Regions from separate parts of the Mus musculus genome. Here regions 1, 2, 3 and 5 are each linked to region 4. The links are chromatin loops, found by intact Hi-C in ENCODE. Cell type or tissue: heart. All regions are shown on one strand.

What was found. A loop is a pair of places that touch in the nucleus more often than their neighbours do. Peaks named below come from ENCODE experiments on the same cell type or tissue, not always from the same donor. Only the 100,000 strongest peaks of a DNase experiment are listed, where the experiment ranks them.
Region 1: a loop joins it to region 4, with 2.8 times the contacts of the local background. A loop is called at or near these places in 6 of 42 quality-filtered maps.
Region 2: a loop joins it to region 4, with 7 times the contacts of the local background. A loop is called at or near these places in 19 of 42 quality-filtered maps.
Region 3: a loop joins it to region 4, with 11 times the contacts of the local background. A loop is called at or near these places in 17 of 42 quality-filtered maps.
Region 5: a loop joins it to region 4, with 10 times the contacts of the local background. A loop is called at or near these places in 19 of 42 quality-filtered maps.

Annotation. Positions count from the first base shown.
Region 1 is chr5:135,365,244-135,370,243 of GRCm38, forward strand. It overlaps Trim50 (tripartite motif-containing 50), which reads left to right. Exons shown (of 6, transcript NM_178240.3): 5 at 1,298-1,422; 6 at 1,831-2,411. The coding sequence ends at 2,411. Nsun5 (NOL1/NOP2/Sun domain family, member 5) reads left to right here and starts at 4,710. Exons shown (of 10, transcript NM_145414.2): 1 at 4,710-4,833; 2 at 4,948-5,000. The coding sequence starts at 4,741. In heart, a CTCF peak has its summit at 2,791 (motif pointing right); a DNase peak (open chromatin) is centred at 4,708; H3K4me3 peaks cover 1,312 bases; H3K27ac peaks cover 908 bases; H3K27me3 peaks cover 326 bases.
Region 2 is chr5:135,284,304-135,289,303 of GRCm38, forward strand. No RefSeq gene overlaps it. Among named protein-coding and RNA genes, the nearest start is that of Fzd9, 36 kb to the left of the region's middle. In heart, a CTCF peak has its summit at 2,148; a DNase peak (open chromatin) is centred at 2,098; H3K27me3 peaks cover 520 bases.
Region 3 is chr5:135,014,064-135,019,063 of GRCm38, forward strand. No RefSeq gene overlaps it. Among named protein-coding and RNA genes, the nearest start is that of Abhd11os, 3.4 kb to the left of the region's middle. In heart, a CTCF peak has its summit at 2,493 (motif pointing right); a DNase peak (open chromatin) is centred at 1,618.
Region 4 is chr5:135,116,175-135,121,174 of GRCm38, forward strand. All of the region lies in intron 2 of Mlxipl (MLX interacting protein-like), which reads left to right. Among named protein-coding and RNA genes, the nearest start is that of Mlxipl, 12 kb to the left of the region's middle. In heart, a CTCF peak has its summit at 2,481 (motif pointing right); a DNase peak (open chromatin) is centred at 2,577; H3K27ac peaks cover 470 bases; H3K27me3 peaks cover 1,036 bases.
Region 5 is chr5:135,189,280-135,194,279 of GRCm38, forward strand. All of the region lies in intron 1 of Baz1b (bromodomain adjacent to zinc finger domain, 1B), which reads left to right. Among named protein-coding and RNA genes, the nearest start is that of Baz1b, 4.5 kb to the left of the region's middle. In heart, CTCF peaks have their summits at 208 and 2,588 (motif pointing left); no DNase peak of the experiment used is centred here; H3K4me3 peaks cover 1,151 bases; H3K27ac peaks cover 9 bases.

The DNA of each region.
Region 1 (5,000 bases), 250 kb after region 4:
GGGACTGAACTCAGGTCTTCAATTTACCCAGTGAGCCACCTTCCAGCCTGTGCTCCTGGATTTCTTTAGTCTTTGGGGTCACGTGCCTACAGAGCACAGATAGAAATGAACAGACAATTTGCTGGGAGCAGAATCAGGTTACCTGATGTAGTGCGTCTCAGGTGTCAGCACACATGAGAAACACCTTGCAGGCTGGCTAAAACACATTTGTACAACTTTCCCAGGGTGATCGGTTTCTGATGAGCAGATCTGGGGCAGGGCCGAAGGCTCTGCATCTCTAACAAGTTCCCAGGAAAGTTAGACTTGTTTCCCCAGCCCCGTGCTCTGTGAACACCTGCTGTACTAGTGACCTTGCCTTGCTGAGACCACATTACCTGATGCAAGTGACCTAAGGGAGGAGAGGTTTGTTTTGGTTTTAGATGGTCAGGGAGGTGTGACAGTATTCACAGCTTGTTCATATGCTGGCAGATAGGAAGTAGAGAGATAAGACTGAAGCCAGAAGTGGGGACAACCTTCAAAGACCTATTCCCACCAGCCACACCCCACCTCTTTCTAAAGAGTTTTACCAGCTGGGAACCAAATTTCAGAACATGAGCCTGTGGAAGATGCTTCTAATTCTGTCTACAGCAGCAGCTGTGCAGCATCCCCACTGTGTCCTGCATGGCGTGGTTCTGGAAACCTGATTAGGCATCGAGTGAATGAAGAGAGGACAAGTTCATAGACACACACAGGCAGAAAAGCTGGGCTCGGGTGGGACATGCACACTCTGAGGCACTGGTGTCAACCTCACAGCAACCTGGGGTCCTGGCATGCTTGTTATATGCAGAGTGGGGGTGGGTGGATGGGATGGGAGTTAGCAGGAGGTGTCTACAGGCCAGCAGTCTCAAACATCTGGAAGCTGCAGGTTTTGCACACACGAGTCAATCTTTTGTCAACACTTGGTCTGGGACAAGGGGAAGGTTTTGGCATCCCCTGAGCTTCACCTTGGGGGAAGGCTTTGCCATTCCAGGGATCTGAAACATTGAGGTCCTTGACTTGGGCCACACCCAAGTCAACAACTGCACCCCCTCAAGACTTCATCTGCACTTTGCACATTTCCTCGGGGCCTTCCTCAGCTCCCTGACAATCCCAGTTCTAGGAAGCAGGCATGTTCTCCAGGAAGGAGGTTTGAGAGGAAAGGGTGCTATGAATGTGTGGCCTGAGTGGTGACTTTAGTCTTGTGGACCCCCACATGAGGAGGAGAGTGGGAGGCAGTCTTGATGCAGAGCTCCCCAACCACTGGAACCCATGTACACAGGGCAGAGGTCCAGCAGGCTCGGCCTTTGGAAGGCGTCTTCAGTCCCATCTCCTTCAAGCCAGCTCTCCACCAGGCTGACATCAAACTGACCGTGTGGAAGAGACTCTTCCGGAAGGTTCTGCCAGGTGAGGCCCCAAATTGTTATCCTCCCAATTCATCAAGGGTACCAAGAAGCATAGAGAGAACTTAAAGGGGGCCTGTGTGGGGGTGGAGAGGAGATGTGGGAGTGGCTGTGTAGGCACACACATTTGCAACGCAGTAAACCTGTTCCATAGCCGAACTCCTTCACAAGTGGCCACGTCTAATGCGCTCCACAGGCATGATCCGCCCACCCACTTGCCCATCTCATCCACTTACCCGATACCCCACCCATCCTTCATCCCTTCCATACACACAGCCCTGTGTCTGCCCCTCCCAGCATGGGAACACAGAGTCAGCACGGTTCCTGTACCTGAGGACTCGGCCTGCCATTGCCTCCTGGGCAGGGTCTGCGGTTTCTCTGTGAGCCAACCACAGGACTCTTTCTCTTCTAGCTCCAGCATCTCTCAAGCTGGACCCGGCTACTGCCCACCCTCTGCTGGAGCTCTCTAAGGGCAACACAGTGGTGCATTGTGGCCTCCTTGCCCAGAGACGAGCCAGCCAACCCGAGCGCTTCGACTATAGCACCTGTGTCCTGGCTAGCAAGGGCTTCTCTTGGGGTCGCCACTACTGGGAAGTGGTGGTGGGGAGCAAGAGTGACTGGCGCTTGGGGGTCATCAAGGGCACAGCCAGCCGCAAAGGCAAGCTGAACAAGTCCCCAGAGCACGGTGTGTGGCTAATTGGCCTGAAAGAGGGTCGGGTGTATGAGGCTTTTGGCTGCCCACGGCTGCCACTGCCTGTGGCTGGCCACCCTCATCGCATCGGCGTCTACTTACACTATGAGCAGGGTGAGCTCACGTTCTTTGACGCTGACCGTCCTGATGATCTGCGGACACTCTATACTTTCCAAGCTGACTTCCAGGGCAAGCTGTACCCTATCCTGGACACATGTTGGCATGAGAGGGGCAGCAACTCACTGCCCATGGTATTGCCCCCACCCAGTGGGCCTGGGCACTTCACACTGGGACAGGTATAGGCTGTCCTGGTCTGTCTTGCAAGACAAAGGGATTTGAGGGCTTCCGCTGGGTCTCAGTGTTTGGACTGCTTGAAAAGATTCTTCACACCCGCGTGTCCCCAGAACATTTATATCAGGGGATATAGCCTCTTCCTCACCACCTAGGGGTATGCGTGCCACCTTGCACCTTACCAGGTCCTATAGTTGCTCATAAAGTAGCCCTGTCCCCAGTACAGGAGAATGCCAGGGCCAAGAAGCGGGAGAGGGTGGGTAGGGGAGCAGGTCGGGAGGAGGGTATAGGGAACTTTTTGGGGTAGCATTTGAAATGTATATAAAGAAAATATCTAATAAAAATAAATAAAAAATAAAGTAGCCCTGTGCTTCCCAACTTGTCCAGCAGAGGGCAGAAACATTTCCTCACATATTTAAACGTTATCACTGGGGCCTTCAAACATCTATTAAAAACAATGCATTTGACATTTTTCTCATTAATTATTACTACTACTATTTTAATACTTATTTTTATGTAGGTGAATGCTTGCGGGTGCTGTGCCCACAGAGGTGTCATGACCGGAGTAAGAAGGTGCCTGGCAGGCGCTGCCAAGGCGTCCCCTTGAGGAATCACGCGATAGGCCTAGTATAAAGTTTGTTGGGAAAGGAAAGAGAGTGGGGACTTGGAAAAGGGTAGAGGGAGGGAAGGGGGTGGGGCAGAAAGAAGAAGAGACAGGCGGGCCAGGAACACGTGGGGACAGCGAGAGTGAAAGGAGAGGAGACTTGGGTAGTGACTAGCAGTCCTCTTCAACACTGCTGCTGTACCTGGCAAGCCGCATAAGTGGCAGCCGATGACGCAAGCTGTTGCTAAGTTGCTATTGAGCAGAGCCTAGCAGAATTGTCTGTAAGCCAACAGTCAGAAACTATGGAATCCCTTGGAGGTGGCATTACAAAAGGTTTTGATTGCCTAACATGTCTGGGAACAGTATGTGCTCTTAAGGTCTGAGCCACCTTTCTTAGGCCCAACTACCATTATTTTGATTGTCTCATGTAGTCCAGGCTGGTGTGAATTGGCTAGCCAAAGATGACCTCAAATCAATCTTTCTTCCTTTCCTTCCTTCTTTTCTTAAAAGATGTGAGAAGAGGGCATCAGATCCCCTTATAGATGGTTGTGAACCACCATGTGGTTCCTGGGAATTGAACTCAGGACCTTTGGAAAAGCAGACAGTGCTCTTAACCAGTGAGCCATCAGGAGCGTACCATCATGCCCGGTTTATACAGTGGAAGGATTGGAACCAAAGGCTTTCTGCCTGTTAGGCAAGCCCTCTATATAGATTGAGTCCCATCATTGGTCCTCCTCATCAATGTTGAGAATTGATCCCAGGGCTTTGCACATGCTAGGCAAGTGCTCTACTCCGAGGGACAATGTCTGTCGGCCCTATTAAACACCCACTTTTTTTTTTTTTTTAAACAATCTACTTTTTCCAGCGCTAGGGTCCCAGAGAGCCACATTTACTAGATGGGTGTTCAACAACTCCAAGCACACCAGTGGATTCTAGGCAGGTGCTCTACCACTGAGCCACGCCCCCAGCCCCTCCCTGGGGGATTCTAGGCAGGGACTCTACCACTGAGCCACGCCCCAGCCCCTCCCTGGGGGATTCTAGGCAGGGGCTCTACCACTGAGCCACATCCCAACCTCTCAGTGGAGGCATCAAGGCACGTGCTTTATTACTGAACCTTTCATCCGGTCACAGGGAGAGGCTGACACAGGACTGCTAGGAGAGTCTGCGTAGCCTTCTGAGTTCCAAAGTCTTAAAAAAAAAATTAAAAACTACAAAATAGCCTGGCGTGGTTGTGCACGCCTTTAATAAAAGCACTTGGGAGGCAGAGGCAGGCGGATTTCTGAGTTCGAGGCCAGCCTGGTCTCTACAGAGACAGCCAGGGGATACACAGAGAAACCCTGTCTCAAAAAAACAACAAAAACAAACAAACAAACAAAAAAAAAACCAATCCACAACAACAAACTACAAAATAGCTACACTGAATTCTAAAAAGAAAGTAGACTTTTTTCATTCTACATACAGGACCTCATTATGTAGCTCTGGCTGTCCTGTAACTACTTAGACCTAGCTGACCTTAAACTCGCAAAGATCCTTCTGCCTCTGTTTCCCGCGCGCTAGGATTAAAGGCGTGAGCCAGCCCGCTCGGATTTAGAGCCTAAGATTAATTTTTGGACGCTGAAAACGGAAAGCAGCGAACCCTTTGACTCCGGAAATCCGGTTGTACAAATTGTTGCGGCGGCCGTAAAGCCAGCCCGAGTTTTGCGACAGTGTCGTAGAGCGCTTGAGGCGGGGAGAGCATGGGGCTGTACGCGGCCGCCGCGGCGGTGCTGGCCGGCGTGGAAAGCCGCCAGGGCTCCCTCAAGGGGTTGGTGTATTCCAGCAACTTCCAGGTAGTGAGGCCGGGGGCTGGCAAGCCGGGCTGGGGAGCGGGGCTTGTCCGGGCGGGAGGGCGAGGCGAGGCGAGGCCCGCGTGGGGTGCAGCGGGTGTCCCCTGTGTCGCACAGAACCTGAAGCAGTTGTACGCTCTGGTGTGCGAGACGCAGCGCTACTCGGCCGT
Region 2 (5,000 bases), 170 kb after region 4:
AATCATTTTAAGAAGTATCATAGTTGGGTGTGGGTGGCCTTTAATACCAGCATTTCGGAGGCAGAGGCAGGTGGATCGCTGTAGGCAATTTGGTCTACATAGGAAGTCCCAAGTCAGGCAAGGCTATGTAGTGAGTCCCTGCTTCATACAAAATTATCATTGTTATGACTACTTTAGTGGTGCTGGAGAGTGACCTTAGGGCCTCCTACATGCTAGGCAGTAACTCGACCACTGCACCATGCCTCCCTGCCCCCCCCCCCCCACTCCTCACTGGGGATCACTGTCTCTTCCCTCTCTTCTTTGAAACAGGGTATTTGTTTATGTTTTTTAGAGACAGGGTTTCTCTGTGTAGCCCTGGCTGTCCTGGAACTCACTCTGTAGACCAGGCTGGCCTTGAACTCACAGAGATCCACCTACCTCTGCCTCCCTGAGTGCTGGGATTAAAGACGTACACCACCACCCATCAGATAGGACCTTGATAAGTTACACAGGCTAGCCTTGAACTTGTTCTCCTGCCAAGGCAGGTCTTGAACCTGAATCCCTTCCATTCCAGCTCCTTTAATAGCTGTGACTACAAGCCTGCATCACCAGGTCCATCCCATAAGAGGTTCCCAGTAGACAAAAGCCTTGCTGGGACCTAGGCTGAGTGAGGATGTATGGAGCTATCTTACTAGTGGCTTCTATGATGCCCCATTCTAGACTCTCCAAAAGAGATCTGAGATTCTCCATCACTGTCCCAAGTCTGCAGCCACCTTGGGTTTCAGGGACAGCAGAGCTTTGAAGACAGGATCGCCAAGGATGAGATCAGCTTCCGAGCAGACACAGTCACCTGAACCAGTGTGTCCCCTCAAACAATGACTTCTGAGGATCACCTCACAGAGCTGAGACATTGATCCACCAGACTATGCTCTGGCCAGGCCTGCTTAACCACGCCTGCCTGCTACTTACCCTGATTCTTTCTCATATTAAACCTAAAGCTCATGTCAGTACCCCCAAAACAGTCTTGGGATTGCCAGCCTCCTTATCTGTCTCTCTTTCACATACAAAACTTGGTTCAAGCTCTCTGCTTTCTCCCAGCATTCTCTTTAATTGCACTGGGAAGGTAGCCAAGGCTAGTTTCAAGCAAGGGCTTTAGCCACGGGGGTCTTGTGAGCTCCGAGGGGCTTTTCTTAGAAAGAGGCTCAGCTTGCAAAGTGCTTGCCACACAAGCATGAGGACCTAAGGTTGATTCCCAGAGCCTAGGTTAAAAAGTCAGGCATTGTGGCTTGTGCTTGTAACCCCAGCATGGGGGAGGCAGAGAGAGGCAAATCGCAGGAGTTTGCTGGCCAGCCTGTCTGCCCAAAGCCATGAACTTTAGTTTCAGTGAGAGGTCGCATCTCAGGAGATAAGATGGAGCTGTGTGTGGTGGTGTACACCTTTAAGATCAGCACTATGAGCCGCGAGTGGTGGCGCACGCCTTTAATCCCAGCACTCGGGAGGCAGAGGCAGGCAGGTTTCTGAGTTCAAGGCCAGCCTGGTCTACAGAGTAAGTTCCAGGACAGCCAGGGCTATACGGAGAAACCCTGTCTTGAAAAACCAAAAATAAAAAAACAAAACAAAAAAAGATCAGCACTATGAAAGCAGAGGGAGGTGGATCTCTGAGATTGAGGCCATCCTGGCCTTTACAGCAAGTTATAGGCAGCCAGAGTGAGGTTCTGTCTTTTATAAAAGTCACCGGCCAGATGGTGGTGGCGTACGCCTTTAATGTCAGCACTCAGGAGGCAGAGGCAGGCAAATCTGAGTTCAAGGCCAGCCTGGTCTACAGAGTGAGTTCAGGAAGGCCAGGGCTATATACTAAGACCCTGTCTCAAAAATTTTTTTTTCTCCAGAGTGCCGGAGGAATGAGCCCCTGTCTGTATTTTGTCTGTGGAGGGAGGGGTACACTGGAGTCAGGACACACACTGTACCCTTGTGTGGGGCCAGCCTCTATTACCACCCAGGTCCCCTCTCTGACCCTGGAACCATTTCATTCCAGCAGTGTGGAGATCACATCCCTGACTGGGCCCTGCTGTCAGCAATGTTCTGCCTGTGGTATAGTGAGCATCCCAGGGGTCAATGGCTGCGACTGACAGCATGACGTGGGCTATGTCGCCCCCTATCGTCTGATGCGCTCCGCAAGAGCCAGTTTGATCCTTGTGGACTGGGTTCTGAGAGCTCAAATCCTTATTTCTCTCTCTGTCTCATTGTCTGTCTGTCTCTGTCTCTGTCTCTCTGCCTGTGGTGTGTGCATGTATGCTATGTATCCCATGTTGGGGTGCAGGAGTTGTTTCCACCACGCTGGCCCTGTGGCTGGAACTCAAGATGACCAGGCTTGGCCACATGTGCCGATGCCCTGTGTGAACTCACAGTCCTTCAAATTCCGTTTTTGAAAGAGAGAAGAAAGACTGAGGGAGGAGGGTAGAAAGCCTGAGGCTACGCTGGGCAAATGAGACTCTATGTTAATATAAAAAACACAAAGAAGGGCTGACTGGGTGTGTAGCTTAGCTGTAGGAATTTCCCAACATGCACAAGGTCCTCGATTTCAGTGCCCAGCAGTGGATAATAACCACCAAACCAGCAACTGGTGGAGCGATGGGATCCGAGGGCTGGGGTGTGTTTCAATGTAGAACACTGGCGAGCACGGGTGGGTGCTTAACCCTAAGCACTTGTACTCTCTTCAGACCCACCTGTGCCACAGACCTTCCTTCCCTGGGACTCAGAGGCTAATTCTAAAGTGACCCTGGGGATCCGTTCCACTGTGGCTAGAGCAAGGCCTGGGAGGGGTCATCCCTACTGTGTCTGCCTAGGAAGATGGTTCTGGAAGCTTCCGGTCCATTCTAAGGCAGCCTTTTCCACCCTAGGTGAGTGTGGCCACACAATGGTGGCAGGCTGAGCACTGCAGAGCCCAGACCTCTGGCTGCCCAGAGGTGGTGAGAGACACCCATTATCTGTTCCCACATTACCAGGGAGTCTGGCTATGTGGCATCCACACGGACACATTTCACAAGAACACACATACAAAGCATGAAGCATGGAGAAGGAGACAACACGCTGGGAGCTAGAAAGGGGATATCAAAGCCCTGGAACCCACCTTACCTGAGAAGGGTGGATAGCTGGAAACGGTGGGGGCATGCCTGTCATCCCTGCTACTGGGAAGGCTGAGGCAGGAAGATTTCAAGTTCAAGGCTTATCTTGGCTACAGAATGAGTTCCAGGCCAGCATAGGCAACTTAGGAGACTCTGCCTAGCAAAGGAGAGTTTAAAAAAAAAAAAGGCTGAGTTGAGATATAACTTAGTAGCAGAAAAGCTGCCTAGAATCCCCCAGAAAGGGGCTGGGGGTGTGGCTCAGTGGTAGAGCCCCTGCCTAGAATCCCCCAGTGAGGGGCTGGGGGCGTGGCTCAGTGGTAGAGCCCCTGCCTAGAATCCCCCAGTGAGGGGCTGGGGGTGTGGCTCAGTGGTAGAGCCCCTGCCTAGAATCCCCCAGTGAGGGGAAACTAAAAGAGGAAATTGTAACGAAGTCACCTTGACTATGCTGGATAGCCTTGCATGCTCTCTGGTTCAGGTATCAGAGGAGCAGCTGATGTCAGGGCAGGGAGACACGAGGGACCTCGCAATGCTTACTGAAGTGCTTGTGTGAGGACAACTGGGGGAGCCATTCTGCTGCATTCAGCAGGAAGAAAATCACAAGGGCACCTCTAGCAGGTGCTTCACACTGTACCCAGCTGTATCAGTGACCTAACCGAGACCTCCCCCTTATCCTTGAACAGATGTGAAGCATTCTCTGGGGTAGCCATGCTATGATTTCTTTTCCCAGTTCCTCGGAAGAATTTGAAGTCTTCTTTCTTTTTTTTTTTTAATATTTTTTATTACATATTTTCCTCAATTACATTTCCAATGCTATCCCAAAAGTCCCCCATACCCTCCCCCCCACTTCCCTACCCACCCATTCCCATTTTTTTGGCCCTGGCATTCCCCTGTACTGGGGCATATAAAGTTTGCGTGTCCAATGGGCCTCTCTTTCCAGTGATGGCCGACTAGGCCATCTTTTGATACATATGCAGCTAGAGTCAAGAGCTCCGGGGTACTGGTTAGTTCATAATGTTGTTCCACCTATAGGGTTGCAGATCCCTTTAGCTCCTTGGGTGCTTTCTCTAGCTCCTCCATTGAATTTGAAGTTTTCTGTCCTATTGCTTCTCCAGCCATGGTTGAGCTAGCCACTGTGACAAGACACCTGCCATAAACAAAGATGGCTTACACTGGTTCATGTTCCAGGGACCTTAGAGCATGGTCAGCTGGGCCTGGGCAGAGGTAAGCAGGTGGCAGCTGGATGGCAGGATGCAGCAGAGCTGCTCATTTCATGGTGGCCAGAGACAGGGCCAAGCTAGTCCCAATGGGGGGGGGGGAAGCTAGTCCCAATTGGGGGGGGGCGCATTCTCCCAACCAGGCTTCCCCTCGTATAAGCTCTTCAGCTATGAACTCATCGGTGGGTTGACAAGGGTGACTTGGTGCCCTCCTGATCTATTCTCTTCTCAGGAGTGCCCTAGCTGGGACCTGAGACTTCCACACGGGAGCTTTTCCACCCAAAGGACACATCCAAATAGGGACAATGGTACAGGGTGAGCATCCTTTTAGCCCAGTGTCACTGTTTTAGGAGATTCTTGGAAATGGTGATGCTGGGTTATATTCTGAGTGTGTCTTCTTATATTTAAAATATTTACTTTTAATTATGTGTCTGTGTGTGCATGTGAGTGTTAGATACCTGCAGAAGTCTGAATATGGTATTGATTCCGAGAGCTAGAGTTACAGGTAGTTGTGAGCTGACATGGGTGATGGATCAGATGTGAACTTGGGTCCTCTGAAAGAGCAGTACTCACTTTTAACTACTGAGACATCCTTTTTGAAACCGGGTCTCACCATAAAACCTGGCTGGCCTGGAACTCACTATGTAGACTAGGATGGCCTCAAACTCAGAGAGACCTGCCT
Region 3 (5,000 bases), 100 kb before region 4:
CTCTAAAATGACCACCAATCCATATTGGAAATAGAAAAATACTTTTGAGATTTTGAGCATCTCTTTTGTTGTTGTTTATTTGTTTTTGGTTTTCTCTGTATAGCCCTGGCTGTCCTGGACCTCACTCTGTAGACCAGGCTGGCCTCGAACTCAGAAATCTGCCTCCCAAGGGATTCTACTAGGCAGGGGCTCTACCACTGAGCCACGCCCCCAGCCTCTCACTGGGGGATTCTAGGCAGATGCTCTACCATTGAGCCATACCCCAGCCCATAATATAGCATTTTGTATAAGGGACTTGAGCATCTCAGCATCCTAAGATTGGATAATGGTAGAGAGGTTTTTGTTTTTTGTTTTTTGTTTTGTGTGGCCTTAGCTATCCTCTGTAGACCAGGTTGACCTTGAATTTAGAGGAAACTCTGCCTCCTGAGTGCTTTGGTTTATTTATTTATTAATTTATTTATTTAATCTATGTATACGAGTACACTGTAGTTGTCCTCAGACACTCCAAAAGAGGGCATCAGATCCCATTACAGATGGTTGTGAGCCATCATATGGTTGCTGGAAATTGAACTTGGGACCTCTGGAAGAGCAGTCAGTGCTCTTAACCACTGAGCCATCTCTCCAGCCCGGTTTACACCTGTAATCCTGTACTCGGAGGCAGAGGCAGATCTCTTGAGTTTGAGGCCCACCTGGTCTACAGAGCTGAACTGAGTTATGTTGAACTAGGTCCCGCTCTTTCCCCCAGACAGGGTTTCTTTGTGTAGCCCTGGCTTTCCTGGAACTAGCTCTGTAGAGGCAAAATCACATTGAAAGTCTTCTCAGAAACTACATGGAAGATGCATTCTAGGGCTGGTGAGATGGCTCAGTGGTTAAGAGCACCGACTGCTCTTCCAAAGGTCCTGAGTTCAAATCCCAGCAACCACATGGTGGCTCACAACTGTCTGTAATGGGATCTGATGCCCTCTTCTGGTGTGTCCGAAGACAGCTACCGTGTACTTACATATAATAAATAAATAAATCTTTTTTTAAGAAAAAGATGCATTCTAAAGATAGGATATATGTGTTACTCTTTTTCCCTCTCTTCTGAATCTGGGAAAACGCACATATACATTAAAAAGAAAAGAAATTGCTTTACAGTTTTTTACCTCTTCATTTGTGTTTCCTTATGCCATATCAAAAACATTCCTTCGTAATACAGGGGTAGCTCGGTGGCTGAGCCCTTGTTGCAGAGTTCAGTTCTCAGCACCCTTGTCCGGTGGCTCAAGACTTCGTGTACTTCCAGCCCCAGAGGATCCGATACCTCCAAAGGCATCCATGCACACAATAAACACCTTGTGGGTGTAGCTCAGCAGTAGAGCATCTGCCTAGAATTCCCCCTACTGAGGGGTGACTTGGTAATAGGGTGCATGTGTGAGACTCTGGGGTTTATCCCCAACTCAAAAACCACGTTGGGGGTAAAGCTTCCTCCTCCTTCTCCAGGCACATTCAGCCCCTTATACTTCTCTGTCTCCCTCTTTCACTGGCAGCGGGGGGTGTCACTGCCAGGGTGTCTTTGCCGCCACCTTCTGAAGGGAAGGCAGCTAGACAAGCGAAGCAGTACCACCTTTGGCCTGAAGGTGGCAGCAGCCCCCAAGAGCAAAGATCCCATGAGCTGCCCCTACTCCCTCAACGTGTGAAATGGAAACCCTCCCCAGGGTGGTGGGCAATTCCCAGGGTTCCTTTGTAAAAAATATCTGTTCACCTGACTCCGCATGTGCTTTCTGCTCACTCTATCTAGTGACACCTCTGGAATCAAGGGGCATGACCCAGTGTGGGTGGTGGTGGTAGCGGCACTGGCATGGAATCCCAGCATTGGAGAGGTGAAGGCCGAAGAAAAAGGAATTCAAGATCATCCTTGGTTACATATCAAGGTTAAGGCCATAGCAGGCATAGTGGCCAAGCCTTTAATCCTAGGACTCAGAGGCAGAGACCAGCCTGGTCTACACAGCGAGTTCCAGAATAGTCAAGGCTACACAGAGAAACCTTGTCTCAAAAACCAAAGAGGAGGGAAGGAAGGGAGGGATGGAGGGAAGGAAGAAAAAGTAGGAAGAGGCTAGCCTGGGGTAAATGAGACACCGACTCTACAGGTGTTTTCCAGCCCAACCCTCATCTGAACTCCAGGGCATACTTGTCTGCTGGCTTTCCCATGGAGCTGTGATGGAGAGCTCAAATTTAAGAATACCAACCACAGTCCAGTGATATCCTTTCCCCTGTGGCATCCTAATCCTCCCCCTCCCTCCCCACTCCCCGTCTGTCTCTCTGCCCTGTGAGATAGGCACCCTGAATGGCCTTGGCTGTTGTGGAACTCACTGTGTAAACAAAGCTGACCTTGAACTAGGTCGCTGCCTTCTGCATTTGCCTTCCCAGAATTGAGGTTAAAGGTGTGAGCTACACACAGTTTTATTTTGAATTTTAAGTTTATGAGTATTTTGCCTGATGCCTACAGAGGCCAGAAGAGGGCGTCAGAGCTGCTCTTCCTTATGGGAGCTGAGACCCAAACCCAGGTCTTCTGAAAGATCGGCAGGTGCTCATTTTTTTATCAATCAATCTATTTATCTATCTATTGGGCTTTTTTTTTTAATATTTATTTATTTATTTATTTATTTATTTATTTATTTATTTATTTATTATATGTAAGTACACTACTGTAGCTGTCTTCAGACACTCCAGAAGAGGGCATCAGATTTCGTTACGGATGGTTGTGAGCCACCATGTGGTTGCTGGGATTTGAACTCAGGGCCTTTGGAAGAGCAGTCAGCACTCTTAACCGCTGAGCCATCTCACCAGCCCCCTATTGGGCTTTTTTTAAAGACAGGGTTTCTCTGTATATTCATTTTTTTGTTGTTTTATATATTCATTTATTCATTTTGAGTCAGGGTTTTTCTGCACAGCCCTGGCTGTCCTGAAACTCACTCTGTTGACCACTCCGGCCTTAAATTCAAGGGATCTGTCTGCTGAGTGGTGGGATTAAAGGCATGCGCCACCATAGTCTGGCTTAATTTTCTTTTTAATTTTGTGGATGTGGGTCTGTGCCATAAGTGTGGGTGCCAATGGAAGCCAGAGATGTTGGATCCCCTGGGGTTGTAGTTACAGGTGCTCATGAGCCGTCATGTTGAACTGAGGACTGAACTCAGCTCCTCCGCAAGAGCAGCACTCTCTGTTAACCTCTGAGCCATCTCTCAGGTCCTGGACTACTTTAAAATACACACACACACTATAATAAAAGCATTTATTTATGTATTTATTTACCTTTCAAGACAGGGTTTCTCTGTACAGCCCTGACTGTATTCTGGAACTTGCTTTGTAGACCAGGCTGGCCTTGAACTCACAGAGATCCACTTACTTCTGTCTCCCAAGTGCTGGAACTAAAAGGCATGTGCCACCACTGCCTAGCAACTCTTTTTTAAAAAGGACAATAACCAGGCTGGCGAGATGGCTCAGCGGTTAAGAGCACTGACTGCTCTTCCGAAGGTCCTGAGTTCAAATCCCAGCAACCACATGGTGGCTCACAACCATCTGTAATGGGATCTGATGCACTCTTCTGGTGTGTCTGAAAACAGCTACCGTGTACTTACATAGAATAAATAAATAAATCTTAAAAAAGAAAAAAAGGACAGTAACCATTATTCAAATACTGAGTTCTGTTGGCCCCACCTTTAGTAGGTGTTACAATCCAGCTCTTTCTTTCACCACCGTTGTCTGCCACCCTGCCTTCAGGACACAGCTTATGTGTGTTCCTCCCCTCAACCCCTGTCAGCCTGTTAACCTGAAACAATCCTGTTAAAGCCTATGGTGGACTCTACCCATGCCTCTTCTGCCCAGCAATGATAGGCTAAGATCGCTTGAAGCTTCTTGAGCCCACTTCCTCCATGGACTCTGGCTTCATCTCTTCCGAGGTCTTCCTTACCCACAATGCCCCAGGCTTCCTCACTTCCCTGATGTCCCACACACATGCTAGACACTCTTCCTGGTCACTGCTGTGGTACATACTGTCCCCTCAGCCCCAAGCGCTCTTCCCTGCATGGTTTACCCCTCCCCTCCTGAAATTTCCTCAAAAGCTGTCTTCTCAACAGAGACCATTTATTTCAAGTGGGAGCGGGGCTGGACATGATGTCGCCCGCCTTCAGTCCCACCCTGCACTGGGAGGCAGAGGTTAGGGTTCTTTATGAGTTTGGGGCCAGCCTGCTCTACATAGCAAGTTCCAGGCCAGCCAAGGCTACATGCTGAAACCAGAGCTATGCGATGAGATTCACTTTGGGCGACATGAAACTCTTGATTTATTTACTTATTTGTTTGTTGTTTTAGTTTTTGGAGGCAATCTCTGTGTGTAGCCCTGGCTGTCCTGGAACTTGCTCTGTATGTAGATCAGGTTAATCTCAAAACCAGTGATCCCTTTGTGTCCGCCTAAGGAGTGCTGGGATTAAAGGCATGCCCCACCAGGCCTCCTAGTTGAGACTCTGAGTTAAAGAATATAGACATCAAAAGGACCTGGTGGAGGTGGGGAGAGGTTGGCTCAGTCAGTGAAGTGCTTGTTTTGAAGTGTGAGGATCAGTTGGATCATCAAAACCCACTTGAGAAAACTAGGAATGGTGGCACGTCCTTGTAGGCACAGTGCTGGGGAGATGGAGGCAGGAGGATGCCTGGCCAGAGAGTATCACCTGCTTAGTTCCAGAGCAGTGACCAACTCTATCTCAAAAGTGTGTATATGGAGGTGTGGGGTGGGGCCTGGGGGTGGGGGTGGCTGGAGAATTGGCTCAGCAGTTAAGAGCACTGTCTGCTCTTGCAGAAGACCAGGGTTCAACTCCTAGCAACCACATGGCAGCTCAACGTTGTCTATTCTCCAGTCCCAGGGAATCTGATGCTCTCCTTTGGTCTCCTTGGACACCATGCATGCATGTGCTGCCCATGTACACCTGCAGACAAAATACCCACACACACTTTTTTTTCTGAGACAAGGTTTT
Region 4 (5,000 bases):
AGGAAACCGGAATGTTGTTGAAATTTTTAAAACTTTTTTTTAAAGATTTATTTATTTTATGTATGTGAGTACAATGTAGCTGTACAGATGGTTGGTAAGCCTTCATGTGGTTGTTGGAAATTGAATTTTAGGACCTCTGCTCGCTCAGTCCCTGCTCCCTCCGGCCCAAAGATTTGTTTATCATTATACATAAGTACACTGTAGCTGTCTTCAGACGCACCAGAAGAGGGCGTCAGATCTCATTTCGGGTGGTTGTGAGCCACCATGTGGTTGCTGGGATTTGAACTCAGGACCTTTGGAAGAGCAGTCAGTGTTCTTACCTGCTGAGCCATCTCGCCAGCCCTGAAATTTTTAATCCCAATCCAAGATTTCGACCCTGCCTTTCCCCATTTAATTCCTGGATGAAAGACACACACAACCTTTATATTTACAATAAGCCTTACTCAGCACTAGAGCTGAGCAGTTATCTACCCTCTATGCTATTAATGCTTTACTGTTCTATTGATAACCCTGAGTTATTACTTTCTGTGTTTCATCTGGGCTGCTCTGAACTCCAATTGGCCAGCCCTCAGGCCACGTTTTCATGACTCACCTAACCCATGGTGGCTTCTCTCTCTCCCTTCACCTTCTCTCCCCTCATAGTTTTCCTCTGACCCCGGGGGGGCCCAACAATCACCCAGCTTCTTTTTTTTAACCTAAATTGTGAGCATCGAGCATAGACCCTGATGCTTCCAGAGCTTGTACTGATGGCGCCATCTCCTCCCTCTCTTCTTTCCTCCTTTCAAAACAGGGTCTCATATAGCCCAGGCAAGATCTGAATTCAGTACCAAGGTGACCTTGAACTTCTGATCTTTCTCTACCTCCTTAGTGATAGGCATACAGCGAATCACCATACACGCAGCCTACTGTGAGCTTGCTTGCTTTCTCCTCCCCTTCTTTTGAGACAGGGTTTTACTACGTATCCTTGACTGTCCTGAAACTTGCTATGTAGACCAGGCTGGCCCCAAACTCACAGAGGTGGGCCTGCCTCTGCCTCCCAGGTGCTGGTATTAAAGGCGGGTGCCACAATGTTAGGCTTTTCCAAGTGGTTGTTTGTTTGTTTGTTTGTTTGTTTGTTTGTTTTTTACTGCTTAGTTCTCAGGTATGTCTGTGCATATGTGTATCACTTAGCCGGCTCCTTGGAGGTGGGGAGGCTGGGACTGCTCGTTGTCATTATGATCAGAGTGGCAATATGTTCTTGTCTTAGAGCAAAGCCTGGTGTGATGGTATAGACGCCAGCTTCCTCAGGCTGAAGAAAGGTCTGGAATTCAAAGTCAGCCTGTGTAACCTACTGAGACTATATCTCAAAATAAAATCTATAATGTAAGCAAGAGATGTAGCTCATTGATAGAGTGTCAGCCTAGAATCCCCCAGGGAGGGGTTAGAGGTGTGGCTTAGCATGGTTTAGCAGTATCACATTTGCAAAGCATGCAGGAGGTCCCAGGTAATATTCAGCACAATTAATAAACCAGTCAGTAAATATATTTGAAAAATTAGGAAGCTAGAAAGCCAGGTGGGCATGACTTCCCCCACCTTTGAGTTTCTGGGGACTGGAGAGATGGCTCAGTGGTTAAGAGCACTTGTTGCTCCTGTAGAGGACCTGGGTTTGGTTCCTAGCATCCACGCAGTGGCTCCTAACCATCTACAACTCCATTTTCAAAGGACCTGATGCCCTCTTCTGACCTCCACAGGTACCAGGCACACACACACACACACACACACACAAACACACACACGGATGGACGGAAAACACTCAAATAAATGAACCTTTGAAATATTTTAAATATCTAAATAGGTGATTGTGGGCCCCAGCAGAGGTGGTGTGCACTTTTACTCCCAGCACTCAGAAAGCAGAGGCAGGCAGATCTTCGAGTTCGAGACCAGCCTGATCTACATAGTGAGTTCGATGATAGCCAGAGCTACACAGAGAAATCCTGTTTGAAAAACAAAAAACAAACAAACAAACAAACAAAGTGATTGAGATGATGGAAGTCTGTAATATCTGTAGGTACTGTAGAGGCTACGGGAGTTCAGTTGGGACTACACAGAAAGACAGTGTGTGTGTGTGTGTGTGTGTGTGTGTGTGTGTGTAGGCAGGTAAGATGGTTTGGTGGAGAGAGGCGCTTTCCACTAAGACTGACAGCCTGAATTTGCTTCACTGGATGATACGAAGGTGGATGGAGAGAACTAGCTCTAGAAAGTTCTGACCTCCATATGTGCACCATGGCACACATGTGCTCCTCTTCCCTCCCACACAAAATGAATGATGGTCATAAAAATGTAGCTCATCATAATAGTGGTAAAGCTGTGGATGTAACTCCAGTGGTACATCCTGAGCAGTGGTGGTAGCTCCAGTTCAGTCCCTAGTTGGAGAAAGCCTGGCTCACCCCCCCCCCCCCAGCAGAAAGTGTCATCTCATATCACCCAGCAGGGGGCACTACTGCTCCACTGCAGTTCCCTAAGTTCGTTGTGACCTGCGGTGTCCTTCCCTGTCTGCGCCACTCCTCTCCCACACTCCCAAAGCCTCTTGGTTTCTCCTCAGAGCTGCCAAGGCACTTTGCCCTTCTCCCTGGCAGGAGGGACTTTCCACTTGGCTTTATCTATCCCATGTTTGTTTTCCTTATCTCTCCTCCTACTCTGAGCAGCCCCGATTTATCCCTGATCCTCTCATCCCAGTGTTGGCCCCTGCAAAGGTGCAAAGGGTTAGTTAGTGAATGGCGGCCAGTGGGGGAAGGAGCACCAACCTGGAATGCCCCCAGGGAGGGGCTGGGGACAAGGAGGGGTGGCAGAGCAAATGCACAGAGGGTGTGGTTGGTGTTACATAAAACCTGTCACAGCCGTCTGTGCAGACCACAGGGTCCCTGAGTGGGGGAGGAGACAGGCAGGGCCCAGTCGTTCCTGGATATGTATACTCTTTCCTGGTGATCATGTTTGTATTTGGGAAGTCAGGAGGGAGATGTTCTGGAACCTTCCCTGCTCTAGGACCCTACTGATCTACACACACAAAGGTCCATCCCTTTGTCTTCGCTTCTTCCCTTCCACCTCCCTTTCTTCTTTGTTGGATCTTAGGTAGCCCAAACTAACTTAAGCTTCGTGTCACATTTTGACCTTCCTGCCTCCATTTCCCAAGTGCTGAAAGTGTAGGCGTGTGCTATCTCATTGGCATGAAATTTCTAGTCCCCCCCATACCTCTTTCCCTCCCTCCCTCTTTCTCCAGCTCCTCTTCTCTTTTATTCCTCCCTCCTTTTCTCTCTTTGTTTGTGATACTGAGGCCAGAACCCAGAGCCTCGAATGTACTAGCCATACTCTATACCACTGAGCTACGCCCCCCCAGCCCCTCCCTGGGAGATTCTAGGCAGGGGCTCTACCACAGAGCCACGCCCCCAGCCCCTCCCTAGGGGATTCTAGGCAGGGGCTCTACCACTAAGCCACGCCCCCGGCCCCTCCCTGGGGGATTCTAGGCAGGGGCTCTACCACTGAAGTACATAGCACCCAGCATGGCCTGTGATGAAGGCCTGTTGAGTTAATTGACCCTGAAGAGAAATAACTGACAGTGGAAGAAATCACAGTAAGAACTGGAGGAAGGTGTTTTTGGTAGAAGGTGTTTCTGTCTTCTAGAGAAGAGTCTTGTGGCATGGCTCATGCCTGGAGTAGCATTCAAGAAGCTATAAGGCAGGAGGATCACAAGTTCGAGGCTGTCTGGGACTATATTAGGACCTGTTTTATAAAAAAACAAACAAATAAGAAAGAGTGTAGGCTATGGCTTCAGGGTGGGACACATGATGGAGATATGGGAAGCTGGGCAGCCAGGTGAGGAGGAATTTGGAAACCAAGCGGGGTCTGAGAGGTGTGCTTCCGACCCTGGAGGCTGTGGGGGGCTATGGAATGTTTTAGAGTGGTGGCAGCAGAAATGGTGAGCGGCTGCGTAAGTTTAGGCTTGAGTCAAGGGAGGTCCATTCAAGTAATGATTGAGCTAGGGGATACTCGAGAAAGGATGGAGAGGAGGGGACAGTGGATGAACTGTCACGAGCCCTGTTGAGTTGACATGGTTGGACGTGGAACACTGAAAGCTGGGAAGGAAGTTTTGCAAGTTTTTGGGATATTTGCAATTCAGGGAGCAGCACAGAGCACTCAGGAGGCAGATCAAGGCGGGAGCTCCAGTGGCTTGTGGAGGAGGTGCGTGCTGTACAGGGTAGGGGTAGAGGGATGGAGTTGGGCCTTCTGCGGAGACACTGAGATCCCAGCGCTGAAGATGGGGCGGGAGGGGTGGGCACATGTGACACCTGCAGAACCGGAGCGTGAGAAGGACAGGTCCACTCCTTAGCGCAACAAAAGAGGAAAACCGTGGGCATTGGGAAAGAGCCCAGAGCTAAAGCAAAGTGGGAGGTTTGAGATGGCTCAGTGGTTAAGAGCACTGGCTGCTCTTCCAGGAGTCCTGAGTTCAAATCCCAGCATCCACATGGCAGTTCATAACCATCTATAATGGGATCTGGTGTTGTAGATGTGTATGCAGACAACACACATTATTTATTTATTTATTTATTTATTTAATGAATAAAGTTGGAAGCCTGGGCTACATAGTGGGTCCAGGCTAGCCTGAACTATAATAGTAATAATCGGTGTCAAAATAAAAAATAATTTTCGGTGCTGGTGAGATGGCTCAGTGGTTAAGAGCACTCACTGACTGCTCTTAATTCAATTCCCAGCAACCACATGGTGGCTCACAACCACCTATAAGGGGATCTGATGCCCTCCTCTGGCCCATGGATGTATATGCAGCAGAACACTCATGCATTAAATAAATAAAAAGAAACGAGTGTACACAAGGCTTAGTGTGTATCTCCTCAGTACACTTTCTCAGAACCATCCACTGAGGATGGGGGTGTGGCTCAGCAGTGGCGTGCCTGGACTGTCCCAGTGAGAGACAGGGAGAGAGAGAGAGACAGAGAGACAGAGAGAGA
Region 5 (5,000 bases), 73 kb after region 4:
GGGATTAATAGACCTCAGGACCAGCCAGTACAGCTTCAGCCCTTCTAGCATCAGTTCTGAAAGGCAGTGTCCACCTACAGAGATTATTTTCCACCTTTTAATTTTGTCTGTATAGATGTTTCCCTGCCTATGTGTCTATGGAGCACTGTGTGTCTGGAGCACCCTGGAGGCCAGATTTGGATTGTGAGCTACTGTGAGGGTGCTGGGGATTGAACCCAGGTTCTGTGCACTTAACCTCACTGTTGACTCTAAGCCCCAGTTGGGTTTTTGTTTTTGTTTTCTCTTTCTTTCAGTAGGGTCTCACTGTGTGGCTCTGTCAAGGATGGAACATTTTGTAGAGCAGATTGGCCTGAAACTTAAAGATCTGCCATTCCATACCTGTTCTAAGTTCTGAGATGAAAGGGTTCTTGCAGCACCATGCCTGGCCTCCATGTAGGTGTTTGCTTATGTATGCTTATGGCATTTCTGAGCTGAAAAGGGTCTTAGAGGTGGTCCAGATTTCCTGTCTGCTTGCCCAGTGGGCCCAAGGGAATTGAAGTCGGTATGTTTAAAGTTCATGGACTCTTGTGTATAAATGATGAATGTTGGGATTACAATCCAGTGCTCTTTCAAGGATGTCACTGTAAATAAATGAAGGGAAGAACAGGAACTGTGGTACAGGATGGGGCCCAGGGCCCTGCATGTGCTCTGCAGGCTCTGACACACACCATGTTGCCTTTGAGCTCCTGAATCCTGCGACAGCCTCCCAAGTGAAGAGTTTCTGGGTTCTAGGGTCATAGTCATGTGCCACCATGCCACACATCCTCCTTTGCTTTTAACTGAATCAAAACTTTTTTTCTTTTAAAGATTTATATATTTTATGGACATGAGTGTTTTGCCTACATTTATATGTGTGAACCTTCTGTGTGCCTATACATGGTTTCCACATGTGTTAGCTGAGAACTGAACCTAGCTCCACAGCAAGTGCTCTTAACTGTTGAGCCACCCCCACACTTTTATTGAGATATTAGTCTACTCTGTGTCAGTTTGTGTTATAATTAGATGATATAAGGTGTATTTAGTTCTATGAAGTACATTATTCTAAAGGTACCATACTTGCTTTTAAAACTATTTTCATGATGTCAGTAGAGTAAAACTTACTCCTGGGACTCTGACATAGTCTCCTTACATGTCAGTTATCTATGTATCTATCTACTTACTTATTTATTTAGGCAGGGTGTCACTATGCAACCTTGACTGGCCAAGTCCAGACTGGTTTAAACTCCGAGGTTTGCTATCCTTGGTATCATGGTACCATACCCAGCTGATTCTTTGACCTATTGATGGTCATACTAATATTATCAGAGGTAAGTCTTTTTTTTTTTTAAGATTTATTTATTATTATATATAACTACACTGTAGCTGCTTCAGACACACCAGAAGAGGGAGTCAGATTTCATTACGGATGGTTGTGAGCCACCATGTGGTTGCTGGGATTTGAATTCAGGTCCTTTGTAAGAGCAGTCAGTGCTCTTACCTGTTGAGCCATCTCACCAGCCCCAGAGGTAAGTCTGAGACATTTGAAACATAGCCAGCTAATTTAGAATTATTAACAAAGGCATTGTTTATTATTTATTTATTGTCTGGAGGTGGGTTGGGTGTATATGCTTTGATGCACATTGTGGAGCAAGCAGGCACCATCATAGTACTGTTTCCCTAATCTTGCAAACATTTTCTTAATGAAAACTGAAACCTGAACCATTTTAAATGGTATACATTTAATAGACATTTGTTTAGAATTTCCTCTACCAGTATTTAGGACTTTTAGATAAATGAATTATTTTTTAAAAGATGATATTTAGAGGAAATTGCTCTCCTGGAAATTCCCAGAAGCAGGGAGCATATTGAGAGTAGTTTTGAGTTCTGGACCGTGTGGCTGGCTGGTTGGCATGTTTCATTATGAGTGGTTCCATAGAGGATAGCAGATGTATGGTTGAGCAACAGCTGTATTGGAAGTATCACCACTCCTCAATTTATATTTAGGGTTATACATATATATATTTAAAAGATTCATTTATTTATTATATTTAAGTACACTGTAGCTGTCTTCAGACACTCCAGAAGAGGGCATCAGATTTCATTATGGATGGTTATGAGCCACCATGTGGTTGCTGGGATTTGAACTCGGGACCTTTGGAAGAGCAGTCGGCACTCTTAACCACTGAGCCATCTCACCAGCTCTTAGGGTTATATTTTAATAAGAGTAATTTTCTCCTCATTTTGACTGCATGTTTAGCTATAACAACTTTTTCTATTTTAACTTAAAGCCGTGAGTATGTTCTTAAAAGGTACCTTGTATGCCTTCATTGAATTAATTGACAGTGGAAGCTTACTGGCCGCTTATGGCTGTAATCCCTGCATTCCAAAGCTAAGGCAGGAGGAAAGGGGGCTTTAGGCCAGCCTGGCTACAAGGGAGACCTTTTCTCAAAAACAGAAGGGCTGGAGAGATGGCAGTGTTAAGAGCACTACCATAGGTCTACCATAGAAACCCCGGATTGCAGGCTCAAAACCTGTAAATCCAGCTCCAAGGGAGCATAATGCCCTCTTCTGGCTTCTGTGGGTACTACACATACATGGCATGCTTCATTCACAGACACCAGCACACTCAAAATTTTTTAATAAGATTCATTTTATTTTATGTATATGAATATACTGTAGCTGTCTTCAGACTCACTAGAAGAGGGCATCAGATCCCATTACAGATGTTTATTAGCCACCATGTGGTTTCTGGGAATTGAACTCAGGACCTCTAGAAGAGCAATCAGTGCTCTTAACTGCTGAGCCATCATCTCTCCAGCCCCCCAATTTTTTTTTTCAAGATTTATTTATTTGGTGTATGTGAGTACACTTTCACTGTCTTAGGGCAGACCGGAAGAGAGCATCAGATCCCATTACAGATGGTTGTGAGCCACCATGTGGTTGCTGGGAATTGAATTCAGACCTCCGAAAGAGCAGTCAGTGAGTGCTTATAACCTCTGAGCCATCTCTCCGGCCCCAAAATTTTTAATCTTAAAAGAAGGAAACTGGAAGTTTCAGATAATACACGAATTTAATGATTGTATGTTTTCACTATCATAGGTTATCAATTGCACTTTACCTTTGTACCTATGGATAGTCTTCCGTAGGGGTAGTACCATAGGCAAGACACTTACTAGAATAACATTAATTGATTAGAGTCAGGTTGGTGTATATTTTTGGTTGCTGTTGCTTTTATGTGTCTGAGTGTTTATGGACATAAATGTGTGTATGGTAACCATGGAGATAAGAAGAAAGGGTTGGATCCCCTGGGACTGTAGTTACAGACAGTTTCAAGCTTCCATGTGAGTGCTAGAAATTGAAACCAGATCCTCCTTGAGAGTGGCCAGTGCTCTTCAACATTGAGCCATTTCTCCAGCCCTGTTTGTTTTGAGACAGGGTCTCACTGTGTCTGGCCTTGCAGAGATCCATCTACCTCTGCCTCCCAAATGCATGTGCCACCATGTCTAGCCCTCCACTCTGTTTTTTGTTTTGTTTTGTTTTGGTGTTTGTTTGTTTTTGAGAACCCCCAGCAATCCTCCTGCCCTGCCTCACTATTGCTGGGATTAAAAGCATTTGCCACCACTGACTCAGCTGGAGTTATGGTCTGGCTTATGGAACCCAGGCTGGCTTTTACTTGATTTTGACCGTTGTGACTGGCCTGGAGCTTTTAGGCAGCCCCTCCAGCTTTAGCCTCCAACAGCTTTTGATATTTGGTCATAAGATCTGTTAAGTAAAACTGGGTTTCAAAAGAAGCAGGAGCTGGAGCTAGCGACAGCCTAATGTAGACTCATGCTTTTGTTGTGTGCATCAGTAGTCATGTGTGCTCAAGTTTAGAAACAACTGTTTTAGGAACTTTGTAGTATGCTCTGGGAACTCTTATATGGTTTACTGAGGGGCCATTATTTGTACAGTAAATCTGGCTCTAAACAGACTGAGTAGAGCATGTTTGAAGAGTTGGGTAGCTGTAAATAGTGTTAACTTATAGTTCTGAATATTTTTTTTAAGCCAGGATTTCTTGAACCCTGGTTGTCCTGGAACATGCCTGATAGGCCTGGCTAGCCTCAAACTCAAGAGATCTGCCTCCAAGTGCTGGGATTAAAGTTGTGGGTCACCAATCCTGATTTTGAATAAATCTTTAAAAACTTAAAAAAACAATTACTTTATCTGTGTTTTGTTGGCATATATATCTGTGCACCATGTACATGTCTGGTGCCCTCAGATGCCAGAAGAGAAGAGGTTACATCTCCCGGAACTAGCGTTAAGGATGTTTGTGAGCCACTATATAGGTGCTGGGAATAAAATCCAGATTACCTGGAAGAGCAGCCAGTGCTCTTAACCACTGAGCCGTCTCTTCAGATCCCCAAATTGTTGTTTTGGTAGGGTTTGTTTAATTATAGCCCCTGCTGGTTTCAAACTTTCTGTGTGGCCCAGGCTAGCTTTCAACATGGGGCAGTCTTCCTGCTTCTCCCTCCCATATATTGAAATTACAAATGTATGACTTAATACATGATCCCAGATTACAGTTGATCATTGGCACTGTGATCCAAAGAGAGAAAAGATAGAATTAAAAAGCAAATCTGAGAGTTGGCGCTATTAGAACTCTTAGGATTATTGTTCTGTTTGTTTGTGACAGGGTCCAGCCTCAGGATTGGTGGGATTGTAAGTGTGTGCTACCACGCCCATCTTTAGTTGCATGTTTTGTTTTTGTTTTTGAGCAATTAATGTGTATGGGGATTTCTCCTGCGTGTATGTATGTATGTATGTATGTGCACCAAACCACATGCATGTCTAGTGTCTGGATGTCAGAGAGAGCATCAGATTTCCTGGAGCACTACAGATGGTTGTGAATGAGTTCCGGCAACAGAACATAGGCTCTCTGTAGCAACATTAGGTGGTCTTAACCACAGAGCTCTCTCTCCAGCCCTTTTACTTTAAGTATTTTA